Regions from separate parts of the Homo sapiens genome. Here region 1 is linked to region 2. The links are chromatin loops, found by intact Hi-C in ENCODE. Cell type or tissue: PC-3. All regions are shown on one strand. Links, peaks and the distances in the headings refer to the core of each region. The heading gives the core; the rest is flanking DNA. Region 1 overlaps MIR99AHG (mir-99a-let-7c cluster host gene). Region 2 overlaps MIR99AHG (mir-99a-let-7c cluster host gene).

What was found. A loop is a pair of places that touch in the nucleus more often than their neighbours do. Peaks named below come from ENCODE experiments on the same cell type or tissue, not always from the same donor. Only the 100,000 strongest peaks of a DNase experiment are listed, where the experiment ranks them.
Region 1: it touches region 2 in a loop (8-fold over the local background); 1 of 110 quality-filtered maps calls a loop at or near these places.

Annotation. Positions count from the first base shown.
Region 1 is chr21:16,154,900-16,166,246 of GRCh38, reverse strand. The region is part of intron 2 of MIR99AHG (mir-99a-let-7c cluster host gene); the gene reads right to left. Among named protein-coding and RNA genes, the nearest start is that of MIR99AHG, 90 kb to the right of the region's middle. In PC-3, for the core only: no CTCF peak of the experiment used is centred there; no DNase peak of the experiment used is centred there; H3K4me3 peaks cover 1,102 bases; H3K27ac peaks cover 1,847 bases.
Region 2 is chr21:16,072,715-16,084,061 of GRCh38, reverse strand. All of the region lies in intron 2 of MIR99AHG (mir-99a-let-7c cluster host gene), which reads right to left. Among named protein-coding and RNA genes, the nearest start is that of MIR99AHG, 7.9 kb to the right of the region's middle. In PC-3, for the core only: no CTCF peak of the experiment used is centred there; a DNase peak (open chromatin) is centred at 4,051; H3K27ac peaks cover 479 bases; H3K27me3 peaks cover 476 bases.

The DNA.
Region 1 (11,347 bases), core at 4,263-8,262, 80 kb before region 2:
AAATAATGAAAACATTAAACTGACACTTCTTAGTTATCTAACGGGGTGGTAATGAACATTTCCTGGGATTTCATGTCAGTTCCTCTTCTGTCATAACTACTTTCTCCATCCACAGGGATGGGTGCCCACGAGCAAGTGAAACTCTTTCCTCTAATCCCAGCTGACTTGATGTAGCTGGATCAATCACACTCTTTCTCCAAGGAATGTAGAATTAAAATTGAGAAACTCTTTTTCAGCTTAATCCAAGTCTTTGGAAATAGACGTAAATTCATAAATGTGGAGGAACCCTAGTCCAGCTTCTCTGAGGATTGGAATCAACAGCTGGCATAGAAACAGAGATGAGATAGACACACAGAAAGAAGCAGAGACCGAGCACAGAGAAAATATTTCAGCAGACATTAAGGATCCAGTTTCTGTCTCTCCTAAAGAACAAGCCTTTTTTTTTTTTTTTTTTTTTTTTTTTTTTTTTTTTTTTTTTACTATTAGATGACATGAGATAATCCAGCAGCTGTTTAATACATATATTTTTGGTTTAAATTTGCTCAAATTGGAATTGGTTGCTTGTGAAAAAAGAGTCCTAATTAAGTACAGGATGTTTTAGTAGTTTTGTTAAAACCAGCCATATAGACATCCAAAATAAAGAAGTTTCAGAATCACCAATGTGAAATAAGTTGGCATTAGTAGTGTGATCTATACTGATTATAAAACTATGCTCATAATATATAACACAAATGAGTCTTGTAAAGTAGAATTATCAGTAATATCATCAAAGTAATGGTTAAAGTAAATTTTAAAAATATGTTTTATTATAGTTTGTTTCACCAAATTTTTACAGCTTTACTCACTTTAAACACAGTTCACTTTTAATTTTCATTATATTATAAAGAAGATTAATTTGCATTTTACATTTTGCCTCCTAATGTTTTCTAGAATAATGGACTTTCTACTCTCAGCCCCTTGGTAGGCATAATAAGAGTGTTTCACTGCCTACGTTTTAAGGCAATGTTCAAATTAGCTTACCTACTCTTTTCATCACATCTTATGTTTTAAGAGCTCTGTGAAGCAATGAAAAGAGTATAATGGAACCACAGATCAAGGCACCTCATTCATTAACTTTTAAAATATCACCTCATTTATTTAGTCTTCCCCTGGAGTTTCTCTTTTGATAAGTAGCAATTTTATTAAACCTCCATTTAAGCTAAATGAGAAAGAATGACATACTTTGCTACAATACCTATAAAGACGATATTCTTACATCTAAATTTACTTTAGGCAGGAACATTACAGTGTAATCACAACATCTGTTTTTTTGTTTGTATATAAGCAGTGGGAAGAATACTACTAGCTTTTAAATTTATAGCACACCAAATAGCTAATACAGATTCTGGCCATGCGGGAAAACTTTGATGAAATTACCCTATCTAAGGGAACAAATTGGGTGAAATTACTGGCAGGCCAGTATATTTGAAAGCATGCTTTAAGAAGTCTGAAGGAAGAAAATCCTGGTATCAAATGTAATTCATTAAAAGTAACAATGCAGGTTGTCCTGTAATTGGGTATGTTTGAGGCTCCAGACAAAAATCAGTAACATTATGTCCTCTAAATTAAAGAATAACTATCATGGGATTCAATACATCACCTTGCCAATATAATTGCTTTTGTAATGAAAATATACATCTACTCCCAGCACTTTGGGAGGCTGAGGTGGGTGGATCACGAGGTCAAGAGATCAAGATCATCCTAGCCAACATGGTGAAACCCCGTATCTACTAAAAATACAAAAAATTAGCCGGGCATGGTGGTGGGCGTCTGTAGTCCCAGCTACTCGGGAGGCCGAGGCAGGGGAATCGCTTGAACCCGGGAGGCAGAGGTTGTGGTGAGCCGAGATCACGCCACTGCACTCCAACCTGGGCGACAGAGCAAGACTCCCTCCCAGAAAAAAAAAAAAAAAGAAAAGAAAAGAAAAGAAGAGAAAATATACATGTACTCTGGGAGAGTGTATGAGAAAGCAGTAGCTTAAGGAAGAATGCTACAATAGCCCCCCCTTATCTGTGGAGGAAATGTTCCAGATCCTCAGCGAATACCTAAACCGCTAATAGTATCAAACCCTATATATGCGATGACTACTAATAAAATAGTATCAATCCCTATATACACTATAACTAATCATAAAATAGAAGAATTAAAACAATATACTGTAATATAAGGTATGCAAATGTAGTCTCTATTTCAAAATACCTTATTTTACTGTAATAATTTATTTTCAAACTCTGGTCGGCGGTGAGTAGCTGAAACCTCAGTGAGTGAAGCCATACGATAGTGGTAGACTACCACATAAATCTTTAGACTTTTACCAGGATATTCCTAGTAAAATATCCAATTCACAAAGAATGGAAAAATCAATGGCCTATAGGATTTACAAGAAAAGTCTGAGGGGAAAAAAACACTTTCTATTATATAAAAAACCCATAAATATTAAAGTAATCCAATGAATATTATCTAGTATCTTATTCAATAGCAGGAAATAAAATTGAGAATCAGAAATCCAACTCTGTTCTCCCCTCAAGCCCCACCCCAAAATTTTTATATAATGATCTCCTTCTTCTCACTAGCCACTGGATCATGTCTTTTCAAATTAAAATTCTATGAATTTTCTACTACATAACTTCTCTCAGAAGTATACACATGAAAAATTATATTTAAAGACAAAGTAGCCCCAACTTCTGATGACAACCATCTTTTCCCTATGCTAGAAAGCCCCCATTTCTTCTTTAACAGGACAGAGGAGAGTTTTTGCCCACTGAGCTACTTTCCACAGCTGGATAAAAACTTCTCCAAACTACTAGATTTTACTTTTTAGTTCACCCATGAATAATAATGAGCTATTCAATCATAAGGAAGAAATAATGCCAGCTCTACCCACATTCTGAGATTGTCTTTTGAATCACAACTCATTTGCCCTCTTTTGCATGTGGCTAGTTTGTTTCATTAAAAGTGTGCATGGAAGTTTTATAGTTTGCTATAGTGTGAGCGGAGAATCATCACTCACAGAATTCAATGCTCGACTCAGATTACATTATAACCACTTCAGAGAGGGGCATTCTGTGTTTACATGGACAAGGGTCAGGTACAAACCAGTAACAAAACATGTTTCTTCCTGCAGTCAATTCCCTACCTACCACAGAAACATCACACTGAGAATCTGAAGAAAGCTATGAACTTCTCTCCCCAACACTCCAAAATGTAGACTGAAACTCTACACACAATATGATTTCTCTTACTGAGAATTTATTCTTTTCACATCAAATCTAAAAACAAAGAATTGTTATTTTAGTTTTTGGTTTTCAATGCCAAATTTAACAAAACGGATACTTCCAGGAAAGCATGCTGAAATAAATTCTAATTGGAAAAAAATGAACAAAAACTAGATAATTATTTCTTTCCCAGGAGCAGTGTTTCTCAAGCTTGGCGGCACATTGGAGTTACCTGGGGAGCTTTAAAACATACTGTGGCCTAGGTCCTACCATCAAATATTTATATTTAATTGGTCTGTGGTGCCCTTGGCATTGGAATTTTTTAACTCTCCCCAGGTGACTCTAATGTGCAGTCAAGGTTGAAAAGCATCGTACTAGAATGCAAATTAGTGCAAGATTATGTTAATCTTTCAAGAATTAGAAAAGTTTTGTTGGAAATAAACAAGACTAAAGGTTATCTGATACCATTCTACAGTTACTGACATGCTAATTAAAATAAGAAAAAAGCAGTAAAATATCGGTTCAAGTAAGAATATAATATTCAATCTTTATAAATCCCTTTAATGTTATAATATGAAATAAGATATTTAGTAAGACTATGTATCCATGGGTGAACAACCTAAATTTCAGAAACATGCCTACATTTAAATTGTACTAATTCTCCTTTGCTACCTATGGAAGATCATGGAAGAAAAATCCCAGGTTTATTTTTGACAATTATATTGTCCCACATATTAACTTTTTCCAAAGAATTACCAGGAATTGTGTGGCATCAACTAAACAATATTTTTCAGAATTATAGGATGAGAAATGGCATTTGAGATGCCCAGATTATTATCTACTTTATTATAATTCAGAAAAAAATTAAGATGATTAATAATCCTAGATTCTGAAAGGAGTTTAGTCAGAATTAGGGGCCATCAGAGTAGCATTAATTTTACAGAAAAAAAATGAATTGGCTGGGCACCTGTAATCCAAGCATTCTGGGAGGCCAAGGTGGGTGGATCATCTGAGGTCAGAAGTTCGAGACTAGCCTGGCCAACATGTGAAACCCCATCTCTACTAAAAATACAAAAATTAGCTGGGCACGGTGGTGCATACCTGTAATCCCAGCTACTCCAGAGGCTGAGGCAGGAGAATCACTTGAACCCGAGAGGCAGAGAGATCGCGCCATTGCACTCAAGCCTGGGAGACAGAGTGAGACTCTGTCTCAATAAATAAATAAATAAAAATGGTGGAAAGGGAACATCTCAGTATATATTTGTATATAGTCTTGGTTTTGAAAAATTTTAAAGTATCATTGTTATAAATAAATATTAAAATTAACAAATAAAACAGTGCAAATGCTCATGCTGGTATTTTAGGGTTTTATTCTAAGTACTCATGGGAAAACATTAAAAAGAGTCTGGTCAAAAAAAATGAAAGCAATAAGTATAGAAGATGGTTTTTATAGGTATCTTATACAACAAGAGAATACAGATTGAACATTCCTAATCTAAAAATTCCAAATCTGAAATGCTCCAAAATTTGAAATTTTGAGCACTGACACAATGCCACAGGTAGAAAATTCCGTTCTCACTCACGGGTGGGAATTGAACAATGAGAACACATGGACACAGGAAGGGGAACATCACACACCGGGGCCTGTCGTGGGGTGGAGGGAGGGGGGAGGGACAGCATTAGGAGATATACCTAATGCTAAATGACGAGTTAATGGGTGCAACACACTGACATGGCACATGTATACATATGTAACAAACCTGCATATTGTGCACATGTACCCTAAAACTTGAAGTAAAATAATAATAAAATTAAAAAAAAGAAAGATCTGAAAAAAAAAAGAAAATTCCGCATGTAAGTACTTGACACAAACTTTGTTTAATGAACAAAATTATTTAAAATATTGGATAAAATTAACCTTAGGCTATGTATATAAGGTGCATATGAAACATAAATGAAATTTGTGCTTATACTTGGGTTCCATCTGGAAGATAGCTCATTGTGCATAGGCAAATATTCCAAAATCGAAAATCCAAAACACTGCTGGTCCCTAGTATCTTGGATAACGAATGCTCAACCTATACTGTGAAGGCTTAGAAAAAGATATACTAAGAAAGGAGAAGAAGGAGAAGAAGGAGGAGGAGGAGGAGGAAAGAAGGAAGAATAAGGAAAAGAAGAAGAAGAGGAAGAGGAAGAGGAGGAGGAGGAGAGGAGGAGGAAGAAGAAGAAAGAAGAAAAGAAGAAGAAGAAGAAGAAGAAGAAGAAGAAGAAGAAGAAGAAGAGGAGGAAGAAGAAGAAGTTTATGACCTAAAAAATATTTGTCTCCTTTTTTTGTTTGTTTGTTTGACAGAGTCTCCCTCTGTCTCCCAGGCTGTAGTGCAGTCCCGTGATCTTGGCTCACTGATACCTCCACCTCTCGGGTTCAAGGGATTCTCCTGCATCAGCCTCCCAAGTAGCTGGGACTACAGGCATGCACCACCATGTCTGGCTAATTTCTGTATTTTTAATAGAGACGCAGTTATACCATACTGGCCGGGCTGGTCTTGAACTCTCAACGTCAGATGACCCGCCCACCTAAGGCTCCCACAGTGCTGGGATTACAGGCATGACCCACCGGGCCCAGCCTGTCATAAATTTTTAAATAAAAAAAAGCAGTTTCAAAAGAAATATGTGATATGATCTCATTTGTGTAAAAAAGTAAAGGTACATACAAAGTGATAAATAACAGTAAGCTTTGTTCATTGAAATTTCATCACCACTTTTCCCTGGGACATGGCAATAGATTTAAGTTTCATATTCTTTTAGCTTAATGTCCTTGGCTCCGCCCACCACATCCCTGGCTGGTGCTCTGTCTGCTGGACTTTACTGAGCGTCCCTCTTTCTTCAGGGACCATGACTTTCCCTCATTTTTTCTTCCCACTCCCTTGGATTCTGGAAAAAGCCTCAGGCTGCAAGAGTACTAGAGAGAAAACTTCAGGAAACACAGATATGAGCTACATCTAGGGTTTGGAGAAAAACCAAGATTATTCCCCCTCTGTGTCTTCTTTTTTTGCAAAAAATGGGGGTCATCCTGGACAGTTTGCCACAAAATGACGAGACATGATGAACCACAAGATGAGACATGGGCTAGCTTGAAGTTGGTAGTTAAGTCCTCAGGATGGAATGCTGGTAAGGTATGAGATAGTAGGAACAAGCAGGATTGACTGTTAGGATTCAGCTTCCTTGTTCCTGTGTTACCCTTCTCATCTTGGGCTTCCCAACCACCATAATTGCTCTGGAACAAGATGAGACTTGACTATGAATTAGGAATTTGAAAGAGAATTTCATAGTAGCAGAGAAATTAGTAGCCAAGTTAGCTGGGCAATAAGGTGGATATATATAAGGTTTTGGTTTTGAGTTCTCTTGGCCAAAAATAGGTTTTACTCAGGCAAGCGCTTGACTCTTAGTCTCCTTCCAAAGCTAACTCTACTCTGAATCAGGAGGTAGGAAAGTCAAATAAACAAAGCAGTAACCACGTTAACTTTTCTGACCAAAGGCAATTTAGGGAGAGTTAGAGGCTAAACAATATTATGGTGGAGAATGTCGCAGAAGTTCCAAAAGCAGTCTATCAAAGGCTTTTGAATAAATATTAGGCTTTCAATAAAATTTTGTGACTGCATCTCCTGATGACTAATCATTCCAAATGTGAAAATGTTTCATCGTCTTTGTTCACAGTGCAGGGCAAAGTCAAATCTGAGTTTCATACAAACATCTCAGCAACTACTTAATGAGATTTGACTATAAAATAATGAAACTGAATTTCTCTTTTGTTACAGATTGGCTCTGAGACAAACTCTTTAAAAGGAATTGAAATATCAGCAGCCCCACTCAATTGAGGGTATGTTTCCTAAGGTAAACATACGACAGTGCTCATTTGGTGTGGAATGACTGAAAAGGACTCAGCCTCATTATGTGGTTTGCAAACTGGAGCACATCAGAATCACCTGAAGAGCTTCTTAAACTACAGTTGACTGGGTCCCATCCTCCACATCTTCTGTTTCAGTAAATCTGGAGTGGGTCACAAGAATTAGCTTTCCATAAGTTTCTAGATGATACAGATCTACTGCCCTGGGAGCACATTCTGGGAATCATTGCTTTAGAATAATATTACCTTATGGTCTACATAGACATGTTTTTAGAGGATTTCAGATGTTTATGGGAATTATTAGATTGTATTGTTTTTATTTTGATCATCTGCTAAAAGACATATTAACATTAGCAGTTTTTCATCCACATAGCCAGGTTACATCCAAGTTTTTCTATGGAGTTTAAGTTGCAAGAATTTATATTTGTATGTGTAATCATATGAGCACAAAATTATTACTAGTGTTAATTTCTAGAACAGTATTTCTCAAACTGGGTCATTAAATGTATTTGAGGGAACTATTAGTCTCTTTCAGAAACACTAGCAAGGGTATAAATTAATGTAATTGACAAAGAAAACACATGAACATTCTTTTTCATACGTACACAGCTCATTGTTTTAGCCAGTACAGTCAGTAAAGTGGCATTTAAGAGTGTGCTTTCCAACTATTTCATGTCGAGGTACATAGAGAAATTTAAATTTATTTAGGACCCTTTTGGGGGAAGTGAATGGAGTTGCTGAGGCCAGGGGAGCTAGCCTGAGGGCTCTCACTGCCCTGTCCTGACTAGCCCACTGGGAACAGAGGAAATTTCTGAATGTCTTGGAGTATTATTACCCTATTTTGAGTGGGTCCTAGCGGGTTTGAAGCTCTTTATTAGGGTAACTTTTGTTCCAGAATTACATAATAAGGATGCCATATCTAGACTTAGGTATTTAAGATTGGATGGCCATTGCAGAAGCAATACATCACAACACCTAAAGGAGGACAATTTTTCAGGATCTCTTCAGATTTTACCACCCGCCCCACATTCTGTCCTTGAAAAGTGGGAGTACCTTCCTGTCTTCATGCCCCTAGCCCTGCATCTATCCAGGTGGTGTAATAAACCTTAGTCACTGGCCAGGTGCCGTGGCTCATGCCTGTAATCGCAGCACTTTGGGAGGGCAAGACAGGTGGATTATGAGGTCATGAGTTCGAGACCAGCCAGACCAACATGGTGAAACCCCTTCTCTACTAAAAACACAAAAATTACCAGGGTATGGTGGTGCATGCCTGTAATCCCAGCTACTCAGGAGGCTGAGGCAGGAGAATCGCTGGAACCCAGGAGGCGGAGGTTGCAGTAAGCTAAGATAGCACCATTGCACTCTAGCCTGGGTGACAGAATGATACACAGTCTCAAAAAAAAAAAAAAAAAGTCATTGACAAGAGCGTCCCCTATTCCTTGGAAATGTTAAAAGAGAAAATAAAAGACGCCAAATATTAAACTAGTTGCTACTGTCCAATGGTGATTTTTCTCCAAATTGTTCTGTGTATAGTGTGTCTAGAAATAACTATTAATCTCTTCTCTAACCAACATGGTTTGAGAATTGAAGTGTGTAGGATAATGTGCATTTTCACATGTAAACATCCCAAAGTATGCATACATATTGCAGTGAAATGTTAAGATTGCAAGTAAATTTTTATAGCAATACAATTTAGCTAATTCAAAGGAATAACATAATTTACCTTTGATGATTTGGGAGAAATGCCAAGATTTTACATAGCCTCAAGCTAATACTTCCTGAGTAAAAATCATAGACCAGAAACCAGTCTCCAAAGCTTTATGTGTCTTAACATCTTTCTCTGCTCAGCAATCATGTCAGCTAGATACTCTTATTATCATCATTTTATAAATGAGAAAAAAAATACTTGTGATACAGTAAGGTTATGTAACTTGCTCACAGTCACACAGCTTGTAGATGGCAGGGCTGTAATTCAGGCCTAAAAACCAAGTCAGCCTTCTGCCATTTTTAATGGTCATCCAAACACTCCAGGGACAGCAAACAAGAATGTGCTGACTGAAGGCATTTTTATTATCTATATTTACAAAAAATATTTAAGATGCCAGGGGTGACTACTTAAATTATGGACCACTATGGAGCATGGAGCATGATGAAGACACTAACATCAATCAGTTGGTACATCTATATTTATTGATGGAAAGATGGCTATGAACTGGCAGTAAATAATTAACTTGTAATAAACACAGTAAGTGTTTTTTAACAGGAATTTTCTTTCTTTTTTCTTTATTTCATTTTATTTATGTATTTATTTATTTTTTTGAGACAGGGTCTTGCTCTGTCATCCATGCTGGAGTGCAGTGGTGCAGTGGTGTGATCTCGGCTCACTGCAACCTCCACCTCCCGGGTTCAAGCGATCCTCTTGCCCGCAAGTAGCTGGGACTACAGGCACATGCCACCACGCCTGGCTCATTTTTGTATTTTTTTGTAGAGATGAGGTTTCTCTATGTTGGCCAGGCTGTTGTTGAACTCCTGAGCTCAAGCAATCTGCTCTGCCTCAGCACCCCAAAGAGAGGCATTACAGGTGTGAGCCACCACACCCAGCCTGAATGGGATCATGTTAATAAAGGCATCTGATAGCTGTACTGATAGTGGATAGATACAGTCAGGTAGTAAGATAACACTGGATTCTTATTTTCTAAATACGGTTTATATCTATAGTTCTATTTTTCTGAATTTTTGGTAATAGGTATGTGAATTATTTTTTATTTAGGAATAAGCATAACTTTTTTAAAAAGGTGCTCCAGTCATCAGTATGTAATATTAATTGCTAACATTTATTGAGCACTTACTATGCACCAGGCAATGATCTCACAGTTGTTTATAGGAAATCTCATTTAATCTACCTTTATGAAAACAAAAATGTTGGCCCGGTGCAGTGGCTCACTCCTGTAATCCCAACACTTTGGGAGGCCGAGGCAGGCAGATCACTTGAGGTCAGAAGTTCGAGACCAGCCTGGCCAACATGATAAAACCCCATCTCTACTAAAAAGACAAAAATTAGCTAGTTGTGGTGGCTCACCCCTGCAGTCGCAGCTACTCAGGGAGGCTGAGGCAGGAGAATTGCTTGAACCTGAGGGGTGGAGGTTGCAGTGAGTCGAGATTATGCCACTGCACTCCAGCCTGGGCAACACAGCCAGACTCTGTCAAAAAATAAACAAAAATGTTGAAGTAGGTATTATTAGCTTTTCCATTTTACAGATGAAGAAGCTGAGGCCTACAGAGATTCCACAATCTCTCAGTGTTCAAATGCTAGCAGGCTGAATCCTGAGTAAATGTTCCCAGTCACCACAGTGCAAGGATCTGCAGTTCTTGGGATATGGTTCACAAAAGCCTGCTATTGCAACATTTCTCCTCAGGATGCTCAGTATTATACTCCAGGTATCAGGCAGGATCTTGGAATTTTAAAATAAAATCATTCATTCAACCTGTTGGCCCCCAAATACATTAACTCTAATGAAACCAATCTATATTTACAAAGTATTTGAAATATTGGTGATTAATAAGGATTGAACAAAAAGAAAAAAAAAATAGTATGAATGAAAGAACTCAGGTCTGGAAGCCAAAAACAGAAAGCTGTTTCCAAGCACTTAGGAAACTAATTTGGCTGGGTTGTTTGCATCCAAACAAGGAATGTGTTCATTTACAAGTGACTGGTCTCTAGTCTGTTTAACACCTAAAGATTTAGAAAATATACCTAATCCCGTTTTCTGACTTCCTTCCTTTGTCTGTTATATATTTTCATGCAATAAAAATAAATGTAACTTCATTTCTGTAAGGCGTTTATCATTCAGATCTGTCACTGACAGGCTGATAGCAAAATCTCTCTCTCCCTGCTCTCTCACTGTGAATTTTCTCTCTTCCTTTGCCCATTATGGCTCAGTGGGAGGTTGGGCTGTAACTGCAGGATAGCTATGCAGTACCTAAAACACACTCCAGCATTTCAGGTTCTGATAATAAGCTAATAAAAGAATTAAACTTTTCTTCCTACTCTTCTGCAATAACAAATCCATTTTAAAAGAAATATTCAACTCCACAACCATTTTATTTATTTATTTATTTATTTATTATTTATTTATTTATTTTTCTCTGCTAAGATTTGGCTGGCTTCACTGAAGTTTCTCCCCTCCTT
Region 2 (11,347 bases), core at 2,547-6,546:
CTAAGAAAGTTGCCACAGACAATTATTTTCATTAGACAAGTCTTGTGTCTACGACTCTGGCTTGAAGATCAGACTTAGTTCTCAAGGTAAAGATAACTGTGTGTTCAGGTGATCATATCATTGAGCTTTTGAATTGGGATCACTTTGAGAGTAAAATGGGGAGCTAGAGCTATCACTAGTTTCACCTGGAAAACAGGCATAAACTTTGACCTTTTATGTTGGCTATTTGATATGGTTTGTCTGCGTCCCCATCCAAATCTCACCTTGAATTGTGGCTTCCATAATTCCCGAGTGTTGTGGGAGGGACCCGATGGGAGGTAATTGTATCATGGGGGCGAGTCTTTCCTGTGCCATTCTCATGATAGCGAATAAGTCTCACGGGATCTGATGGTTTTATAGAGAGGAGTTCCCTTGCACATGCTCCCTTGCCTGCCACCATGTAGGACGTCCCTTTGCGCTTCCTTCATCTTCTGCCACGATTGTGAGGCCTCCCCAGCCATGTGGAACTATGAGTCTATTAAACCTCTTTCCTTGATAAATTACCCAGTCTCAGGGATGTCTTTTTAGCAGCATGAGACAGACTAATACACTAGTTAAAGAATAAGCTGTCCTCAGTCGGGTCTAACCAACTCAGGGGACTTACTTAGCAAGAGACTGCACTTAAGGGATGATCTGTGTACAACTACAACAAACTGACTCAACCAGTTCTTCTTTCCTGGGGAGTATAAATAAGTGGTATCCAAAAAGAGGAGCAGAGGCAACTTCTGGGAGGCTCATTGTTGGCATGAGGGTACCAGAGCTGTTGGGTTCCAGGAGGACCTGCTGAATCCCAAAGGAAGGTGTTGCTCTGTACCTCCAAGAAATTACTATACCTTTAACCTTAGGGATATGAAGCAGCTTCCTGAGATACCTCATTTCGCTAGTTATCCTTATCACAAATTCCCATCATCTAATATAATTTGAAAGCATCCCCTCTCTGCAAAGTTAAGAGTATACACAATGCAGACTATCATTGGAATTGCATTGCTGTGGAAGGGAGTGGGCGTTATGGGATAGCAAAATGAATGACCAGGTCACTGTAAATTTTGGGTTAAAAATTAGCCTTCCAGTGAAGCTGTAAAATCAAGACTGTATGAATAATAAATTTAGATGCTCATGAAAATGTGTTCACTTGAACATTATGCAATTTTTAAAAATTTCTATAATCAGAGCAAGTAATATTTTTTACCAGACATCATAAAGACTGGACTAACCAATAGTTCGTAATGTCTTGAAAACAGAATACCAAGTGAAAATTCAGAGGTTGAAAAAGAATTTTAAAGTTTAAAATATAAGACAATAAAATTCTTCTAAAATTTGTGTAAGAAGTCCAAATATGTGCTTTTAAATATTAGACTGAAGATTGTCAAGATCAAAGATTTGATCTACTGCCATCTAGTGGAAGTTTAATTTATATTAATTAATGGCTGACCAAAAGAAGCAAAACCAAAACAAAACAACAACAAAAAAAAAACAGTCTAATTTTCAAACTCTAAGCAATGTCAACAATTATCTACTCTAGTGGCTTTATTCTCATGGAGTTACGAGGCTGTAATGAGGGCATCTTAGGCACCACCTAAAGTGCATGAGGAGTAAAAGAATACAGCTCTGAGGTTCCCAACCCTAATCCAAACAGGGTCATTGCACTTTCTAAAAATATTTTGAGATTCCGAGTCGATTTTATTTAAGAAAGAATTCTACTTTAAGAAAAGTTGTTGAAAGTCCTGATCTGGTCTCCTGTCCATCCTGATAAACCAATAAACACCAGTTTTCCAATGTCACACAAATGACTAGTGGCATAGCTAGCAATAGATATGAGATCATCTGATTCCTACTCTCATTGAAATAATTTTGGAGTAACAAATAGACTTCAAGTGCAGCGATCTTTGTTCAATAGCACAAAGAGCTTATTTCCTTTAAAAATAGATTGTTTCCTTGATCGTTATTTAAAATAACTTGACCCTACTACCACCCCTGCACCATTAGAACCCTGAGTGGGAACAGAATCTCAAAATAAATAAATGGAAATGAGATCATGGCTGTAAATGGTAATTATATTATGTCAAAAACACCTTTAGAGTTACTTTAGAGCTCCCTAAAAATAACAATTAAAAAGTAGCTTGTAGAGGATATTTCCTCTCTTCTCCTTTACATTTATGTGGTGTTCAAGGTGGACAAAGTACTTTTGGAAAAAAAAAAACTATAGCTTTTTAACACCGTTTTATATTTTATGAAATATAAAACTATCAATTCTGCTGGAGTGCAAAGAAGTTACACTACTTGTCCCGAGTGAGTTAGAGTCTTTTCTCAGCTCTCCTGACTTCGTGTCCAGCAACAGAATGGATAAGTAAGAGATACAAGAGGAAATAGGTTTATGGGGGGTGGCTATTATTGTTTTCCTCATCTGTTTACTTAGGATGAGTGAAAGTTGGTCATTTTTGAGTTCTGGGAGGGAAGAACTGGTTGAGAGGAAGGTGATGATACAGGAGAAGGATCATCGATGGAAAAATTCCATGAGGATTTAAGAGAGGGTATAACCCAGAGTATATGTGGAGGGAAGAGATACTACTTCCCAGGAGCAAGAAAGGGCATCCACATCTATGACAGCATTGTCACTTTGACATGTCTCTCTTCAGTGTACCACAAAACATTTTTATGAAATGACATTGACATATTCATATTCACTTCTATATATATCCTATATAGCCTCATATAATTTGTGAAGTTGTAATTCAAAAATACCTAGGTTTTTAAATGCCTGTCTTATCAATTCTTTCTTCCTTTATTTTTCATCTAAATGTGCATCCCTTATATCATACCACATAATATTTTCTCTCTTCATGTTTAAAAACAAGATATAAATATTTATATAGTGAAACTTCAATATTATTCAAAAGACATATGTATTTTTAGAATTTGTGCAACTATGGTAATTTATACAGAGTAAAATAACTAAATATTTCAATTTTCTTTCATATAACTCTAAAATTTTTCAAATTTAGAGCAGAGAAAATATTTTTATAATCAAAACTTTAAAAATTCAAATTTTAAAAAATCTTTTTTTTCTGAGTCTATCACAAACTACTCTGTAAATCTGAGCAAGTTGAATACCATTTCTTTACACATTTTCTGGGCACATTTAAAAAATAAAGGAATTAAACAATTGTCTCAAGTCTATGTCAAACTCCAAACAGTTCTGGTTTTATGATATAATTGTTCTCATTTTAAATATGTACTCTTAACAGATAAATTGCTTAAATATGTATTCTTAATATATAAATTGCTTATTTTTTTATGCACATAAGTCATTTAAAATTTTAAAATATTCGTGGGCTTTATAAAAAGCCAAATAACAAGAGAAGGTGCTTCCACAGGAGAGAAATCACTTGAAAAGCTCGAGGATACATTTAAAAACATGAATTTTATATATATAGGCAAAAATGACAATAACCTGTTCTCAGGGAGAAAAGAAAAGTTTCCAAAAACAAATAAGGTAGTACATTTTCCATGTACCTTTGTGTGTTAGCTAGAACATAAGAAGATCTCAAGTTATTAGGATTTCTGAGCTGCTTCTTGACTAAATAAAACATAAAAATCATGGGCAGCTGGCACCATCAACTCCAGGAGGGCCTAAGATGTCAGGTAAGCTACTGAGTGAGAGAAAGAAAAACGTACCCAGTAGGAATTCATGGTATAAAGTTAGCCTACATCATGGAGCAGTCTGAATAAAAACAGGCTGGATTTTAAATGAAACCTTCCTTTTGTCAAAGCAATTTGTATAAGAGAGCAAAATGTCATTGGTATAACTTAATAAATATATATTATTACCCTATAAAGGACCTCAGAACACAAGCTTTATGAGCACAGCGGACTTTGTCTATTTGCTTTACTGCTGTGTCCCTCAGTGCTTATAGCAATGATTGGCACATAGTGCTCAACCAATATTTGTTAAATGAATTGACATGCTGGACTTCTTCCTGCTGTTAGTCTAGACTAGAGTACTAATGAAATCTGATGCTCAAATGAGTGAGTTTAGATCAACAATTACTCATTGCATGTCTAACACATATCAACAAAATTATCTATTACTGTAGTGACCACATTTGCAAAACCTAAACTCATGTTACACAATCTGCAAAGTACAAATACTTTCATGATGACAACAGATTTGCATATCCAAAAATATAATCTTTACCAAAACATTCAGAAATTAACTTTATATTATAGAATGGCCACATAATTTCTAATGAAAAATGGGTCACTACTGAAAATGAAAGAGGGCACCATCAATAATTACCCTGGTACAATAGGCATAAACTAGACATATCCCCGGAGAAATGGGGTATATGGTCTCTCCAACAGCCCCCATACTGAAGCCTATCCCTAGAGAAGAGATATGTTAAAAACCCACTTTCTCAGTCCTAGAAAAATCAATTAACTAACAAAGGGAAAAAATAACTAAAATGAGTTTAATAAAAATTTTTAAAGACTCCTAAACCATCATCCTAGGAAGGTAATAGAAAAGCTTAACTCCACTGCAAAATGAATATCTTGTAAGAGCTGAAAAGCTAAACAGATCTTATTGCACTATAATGACATGCAAGACGATCTCTGTTGATGTTTAATAGGATGTTGGGTAATTGCTGTTAAATAAAAGGAGAAACGGGGATTATTAAAAGGCAATATTACTATAAGATATCCCAAACAGAATGTGTAATTTCTTTGCTTTATGATTTATATACATAGTTCAAACAACAGGTACACCTACAAAATATCATGGCAAAGTTCAGTTGATCGTCATCTTCATTATTAGTACCATGAAAGCATGGATAAAACTTGAAGGGAGTAATAACAAATTGTAATAGATTAGATGAAATTGTAAAAGCATCATAAAATTGGCACATAGGTGTCCAAATATGATGCTATTTATAGTATATTATTTTTCACCTTAATGAGACACCTGAAAATTAGTTGCATCGTTACTATTAATCTAAAAATACTCATGCCTTTGAACATCCCTCTGCCTCAATCACTGGAAACACTTACTGATGCTCTTCTCTACCCAAATACGTCAGTTTCTCTCAGAGGCAGGGAAAGACAGAGATAGAGATGGAGGTGGAGAGAGGGAGCGAGCTCATGAACCTCTTTTTAAAATGAAACCATTTTTAGTTTCAGTCATTCCCAGGATAAGATGAGAAAGAATTCTGATTTAATTAACTTGCATTCACAATCCCCTGAAATCATTTGAACTAATGGGGGTTTTAATGAGAAATATTTTTAAAGAATCTTGTCATTCTCTATTCTATAGAATACATCATACTAGAGTTTGCCTCCTCAGAAGCTTGCATTTTATTTGAAGTCCTGTTGCTCTCATTGACATTGAAACACACACTTGAACAGACTTTGCAAAACTTACAGAAGAGAAAACCTAACAGTACTCCACAGGTCCTCTTATTTAGCCCACACAATTATCTTTCCAGTTAGGCATTACTATCCCCATTTCATAATAAGAAAAGTGAGGCTTGGAGCACTTACAAAGGGTTTTAGGTCAGGTCTTCGGATTAGAATCTATTATTTTCTTCCTGAGTACAATGGAGATTGTTAAAGGACAGTCTACGTGATCAAGTATCTGATTCTTGAACATTAGACACTTGGACTATGGATTAATTGTCTTTACAGAATGCCACTAACTAGGAACCTAACCTCTGGTCATTCTAGGGTATCATGGTCTAAAATATTAGCTCTACCATCGAGCTTTGCAAAAATCAGAATAAATGGTTTCATGTATTTTTACATGTGACTTCGGACATTTGTATTTTCTGATATATACACTGAGCAATGGAGGAAAAAGTAGAATCAATGGATTGAATATTATTAGTTGCCTGAAATTGTAAACTTATATAGATATTATTAAAATAACATAGAGTCTTTTTAAACAACTTTTTAAATGAAACCAATATTTGATGGGATAAAACTGATGATTATAACAATGGTTGACAACTTGTTCAAATAAAAACAAAACTTGGTTAAAGAGGTGAAGTAAAATTAAACTTTAAAAGTATTTATGAAGCATAAATACATCTCTGGTATAGCACTTAACTACACTGCATTAATATTTATTTAAATATATACAAACACATACTCTCTACATTCCATACTTCGAAGAGTAAAGAACATGAATTTGCACATCTTTATAATGCCATCCTTTGCAAAAATGCACTAGAATCCTCACAGTCTTTTAAGGTATGTACTATTGCACAGATGAGAAAACTGGGGCCCGGGGAAGTTATGTAACTTGTCCAAGGTTATGTATCTACTAAGTCATGAAGTTCAGAATCAGAACCAGGCATCTGTACAGAGATTTTATGCTCCTAACCACTTCTCACAGTACCTCATGGAGTTAAGTGATCACTAAGTAGTCATTGACACTATTATCTCTAGTTTTCACTGTGTAAAAATTAACATTCTGAAAATAAATGTTTTAAGTACTTTACTAGTGCTTAAGTCCTATACTTTAAGTGCTTTCTCAGTAAGTTCAGAAGCAATGAAAGGAACTGCTATGTTGACCTTGATTCTTTCCCACAAAGGTAATTATTAGTAATGCGAACATCAAGGAATCTTGCGAGAAAAAATAATATCAAATTCTAACTGTACCGAGAATAGCGTAAGGCATGGGCAAAATCAGAATATGATCCTTAAACCTGCTATTGAGGTCTTTGCACCACATCCATGGGCCTAGTGGCCCCCAAACACAGAGATGATAGTCCTCCTTCACCCTGCATTCCTCAAACCTTCCAAGGAGCAGTGTATTGAGTTCTAGGTATCAGGATCATAGAAGAGGCAAAGGCACAGTGGAGAGCACAGTGGAGTGGAGTTTCATTCAAATGAGAATCATAGGGGTCAAAACTTCTGCTTTTCTAGATTTTTTTAAAAGAGGGTACCATAAATTATGTAACCAAACTAAACACCTCAATTATACATGAACATATATTGATATAGTGTTTTCATTATGAAAATCAATAACAATGTTGAAGTTGGAGTTCATGAGAGGATCATTTTATTGCCTGCACAGTTTCTGACATATGGTAAGTGTACAACATTGTTCTAGAAAGAAATAGAAAATTGAGAAAGAAACTGGACAACATTTCATCAGGAAGCTAAGAAACTACACAATTCTGTTTTCTCCTTTCCCTTCCCCAAATTAAGCTGATTCCCTGAAAGTCAACAACTTGTCAGCTATGCCCTCTAGTCTTGACCACTGTAGATAAAAACTAAAAAATCTAGCATTAGGCATAAAATATATTACTACATATTCAGTAATTGTAAGATTCTTTTAACATCCTGTGGATTGCAGTGGGTTGTAGACACAAGATGTGTAAACAGGAGTGAGAACCTGAACTACCTTACATGTCTGGATAGTCAGGGTCTAAATAAGCCAAAGTGACATTCTGCAACTGCCAAATTAATGAGAATTAATTTTGTCATAAAATAGGTGTTATATTTAATAAGTAAAATATCTAGGAAAAAGAGGAAATGGAAACATTTAGTCTAATACTTATTTTTAGTAATTCAGACTTACAAAGACATTTTACTACTAACATGACCTTACATTTGTCTGGTATGTCACTGTTTAGAAATTGTTTTGGTATGTATTACCTAAATGATCTGATTGGGTGCAGAAATACCAAAATATGAAGAAAATATTAATGTAGATATTATTGCGAACTCAATAGCTTTCAAACTGACCTATAAAATGCTAAGGTAAAAATATATGTGAACATTTAAAAAACTGAACCAGATACACCATTAATGAATGTAATATATATAAAAAATCTGTTTCTACAGCAAACAGCAAAATCACATGTACTGATTATTCAGTTTGGAATGATTAGGAATGCATTCTCTCAAGTCAGAATCCTTCGTTCAAATCCCTCTTTTGCTGCTTGTTAGTCATGTGACTTTGAGGAGTGGCTTAGCCTTTTTGAAACTCAATTTTCTCAGTTTTGTAAAATAAGGATAGTAATTATACCAAAGGATTGATTTGAGAATTAAATGAAAGAATGTGTGCATAGCACATAGTGTAGCATATGGCATATAGTGGAAATATTAGGCCCCAGCAAATATTAGCCATTAACTCAAAGCCTTTTGTTCCTCCTCTTGGTTCAGCAACCAGTTACAGAGCAACCTCACTGATCAATAACAAGATGTGTTATCTTCAGTTCGTGGAAATACTCGGTAAACACCGAAATATATTGATACTGCTTTTAAATCATGTCGTAAGGGTTAAGCAGGAAAAAAAGCCAGAATATGCAAATGTTTTAGGTCAGTTTTATCTATTTCTTTGCCATCTTACAAATAAGCAATTCTCAATCACAAACTTACTAGTTTTGCTGTGTAAGCCTATGCCCTAATATTTACTCCACTTTCCTAATTCAATAATTAATTTTGGAATAAGGACCGTACAATTATGGTATCAATAAGTACCAGTATGGGGGGGTGTTACATTATTTCTATCTTGTTTATCATTACTTTAATAAATTTAGAAAAACAAAATAGTATTCAAATGCACACGGCTGTCAGTTACCACGTCTTAAATTAGGAAGTAAAGTAACATTTTCTTTAAGATGCTTTACATTTTCTCAGTCACTCTCTGAACTCTTAACTGTAATTTTCTAAACAGAAGATGCTGGACAGTCCTACTATTTTTATTGTCTTTGAGAAACATTCGTTTCTAAGTGGGCACAATTCATCTCTCAGTATTTACAAGGTCCAGAATTATATTTTTAAATAATTGGCTAGATGCAAATATCTCATCTTTGGGATAACTGGAGACTTAAGCAGAATAAAAAAGATTAAGAATAACAGTATAATTCATTGGTTAAAAAAAGTTCAAACTGACCCACCCAAATCTATTTAACCAATCTTGTCATTAAGATATAATATCTGTGTTAACTGAATTCAGAGCTAGCAAAGTGAACCCAGATATCATTTCCATTTTTACTTCATCATAACCATAATTATTTTTAAAGAATACTAATATAAATGATTATTTATTAGGACCCAATTGCATTATTGTAGGATAGTGGAAAAATACAGCTCAATAAGGTCCAGTCTCCCATTTTTCCCTATGATATGTGAATTCTACATACAGTATTGGATTACATAAGTAAATGTAATTTATGTTAGTACTATAAAATTGTATAATCCTATCTTGCTGGTTTTTAACATGAAGATTATTTGGTAGGGTAAAAAAATATTGACCCAGTCTTTCCGAATTCTTGACACCAGTCTTAGCTGTCCCGGGAACTTGAAAGTACGTATTTTGGGCGAGATACTTTTCCTCTCTAATACTTTTACAAAATAAAGACTTAAGCTGATTTCAAGCTCTGAAATTTCTATTTTTCCAGATATAAAAGTAAAGATATATATATTTTCTAATTATTTCATTCTCTTCTCATAAAAGGTAGTGAAAAACAGTTTAAAATATATTTTTAAATCTAAAGACGATTTTCAAACATTAACAAAAATATCATTTTTGCCAAAACATTAATTTCCTCTTAGCAGTAGTATAATAACCAAAAGTATAAACTTAAATAGATAACTAACATAAAATCAATCATGCTTTGGCATTATGTTATCAGATTATATCAAAAACATCTAGAAATCACTCAAGATTATTGTACTAGTTTACAGATTAAAAATACATACATTAATTATAACGCTGACATGGGATTCTATATTTCCTGATTTATTATGCTTTGTAAAGCATTTCAACATTCCATGTTAACTGCTTACCTTTTCCAAGTAATTTTTCATATCATGAACAGTAGAGCTGGATACTGTAATTTGCTTATCATGGTTGCTTGAATCTACATAAATTTCACCTATTTTTAAGTTTTTAAACACCAACTAAGTTGGCTCAATTTTATATTTAATAAACAAAATGATTTGCATTTCCTTATGACTGGCTATTTAAGAAAAATAATACAAGGACCATTTAATCTGAGATTTATTATGAAGGGCCAGTGAAATAAAAGGCTTAACATTGATGAGGTAAAGCTGACATCAACTGGTACATAGTGGTAATAGTTGACAACAATAATTGTAATCCCCAGAATTTGTATGACCCTCCCTCTGCAATTTATAATGTACTTATAATTCATTAATTAAAACATGGATTTGAACCTTAGGAGCATCATTCATTATTCTTAGAGCTGGGGGTGGAAGAATTCAATGTGGTCTCTGTCCCCAAGGGGCTTTCAGTCTAGTGGCAAAGACGTACACACATGTGGCCCTACAGCAATACTGACTGGCACACAGGCAATAAAGGAGATGAAAAGGGGTGGAGAAGTGAGAGATTCTGGTCGTGATGATTTGGAGAGATTTCACAGAAGAGGAGACATTTAACTTGGTCCTTGAAGCAAAAAAGGATCTAGACTCTTAAAAAATGGGAAGGCATTTCACACAAAGAGAAAATCTCTATGCTGGCATTGTCTTGAATTTTTGAATGCAGGAGAAAATGGAAAGAAATTAAGTGATCTGATCAAGGTGATAACAAGAGAAAGAGTCGGAGGTACACTATAATTTTTAACTCCGGGGTCAAAATGGTTCCTGCTACATTACATTGCTTCCTTCTCGAGGGGAGACAATTTCTCTGCTTTCACGACCACCTTCGCCCCCCATTTATTTCTCCACGTTGCTACGCCCTTTACAGGACCTTGCTAGGATGTCCACAGAAAAACACAGAGGCAGCCACGTCTTCATAAAACACATTACATTTCGGCTGTGTCTAAAAATCAAATGAACACATGTAGGTATATTTTTGGCCCCCTTTCCTCACCATTCTCCATCATTTCAAAGGAATGGGAGTTTGCGCTGTCGCCACATGGCACACTCAATAAAATGTTGATCCATTCCTTTAAACCTTCCATTTTTCTACTTCAGTTTGTCAAGTGTTCCCAATTCCAAGAAATCATAATTCATACTGTGCGGGAGGTTGCAGATTTTTGGCTCTGGAGGTTGTGCAGATGTTATTCCTTAAGGAAGACGATCGTGATTGCCTATGTGAGTAATAGCTGTGAGTCGGCTAGAAGCCAAAAGTTCTCTTACAGCAGAATGTATAAACCATTCTCCTACTGAAAGAAGGCCCCCAGTAGGATAATATATTATTACACATGATTCAAATTACAGGATCTGCAGCAGGGGAGCTCGTGACTGATTCAGGACAGTCGCCCCCTGAATACTGATGATGGGATGATGGAATACCTCATGAATTAAAAGGGCCATGGTTTCCCATCTAAATCCTTCA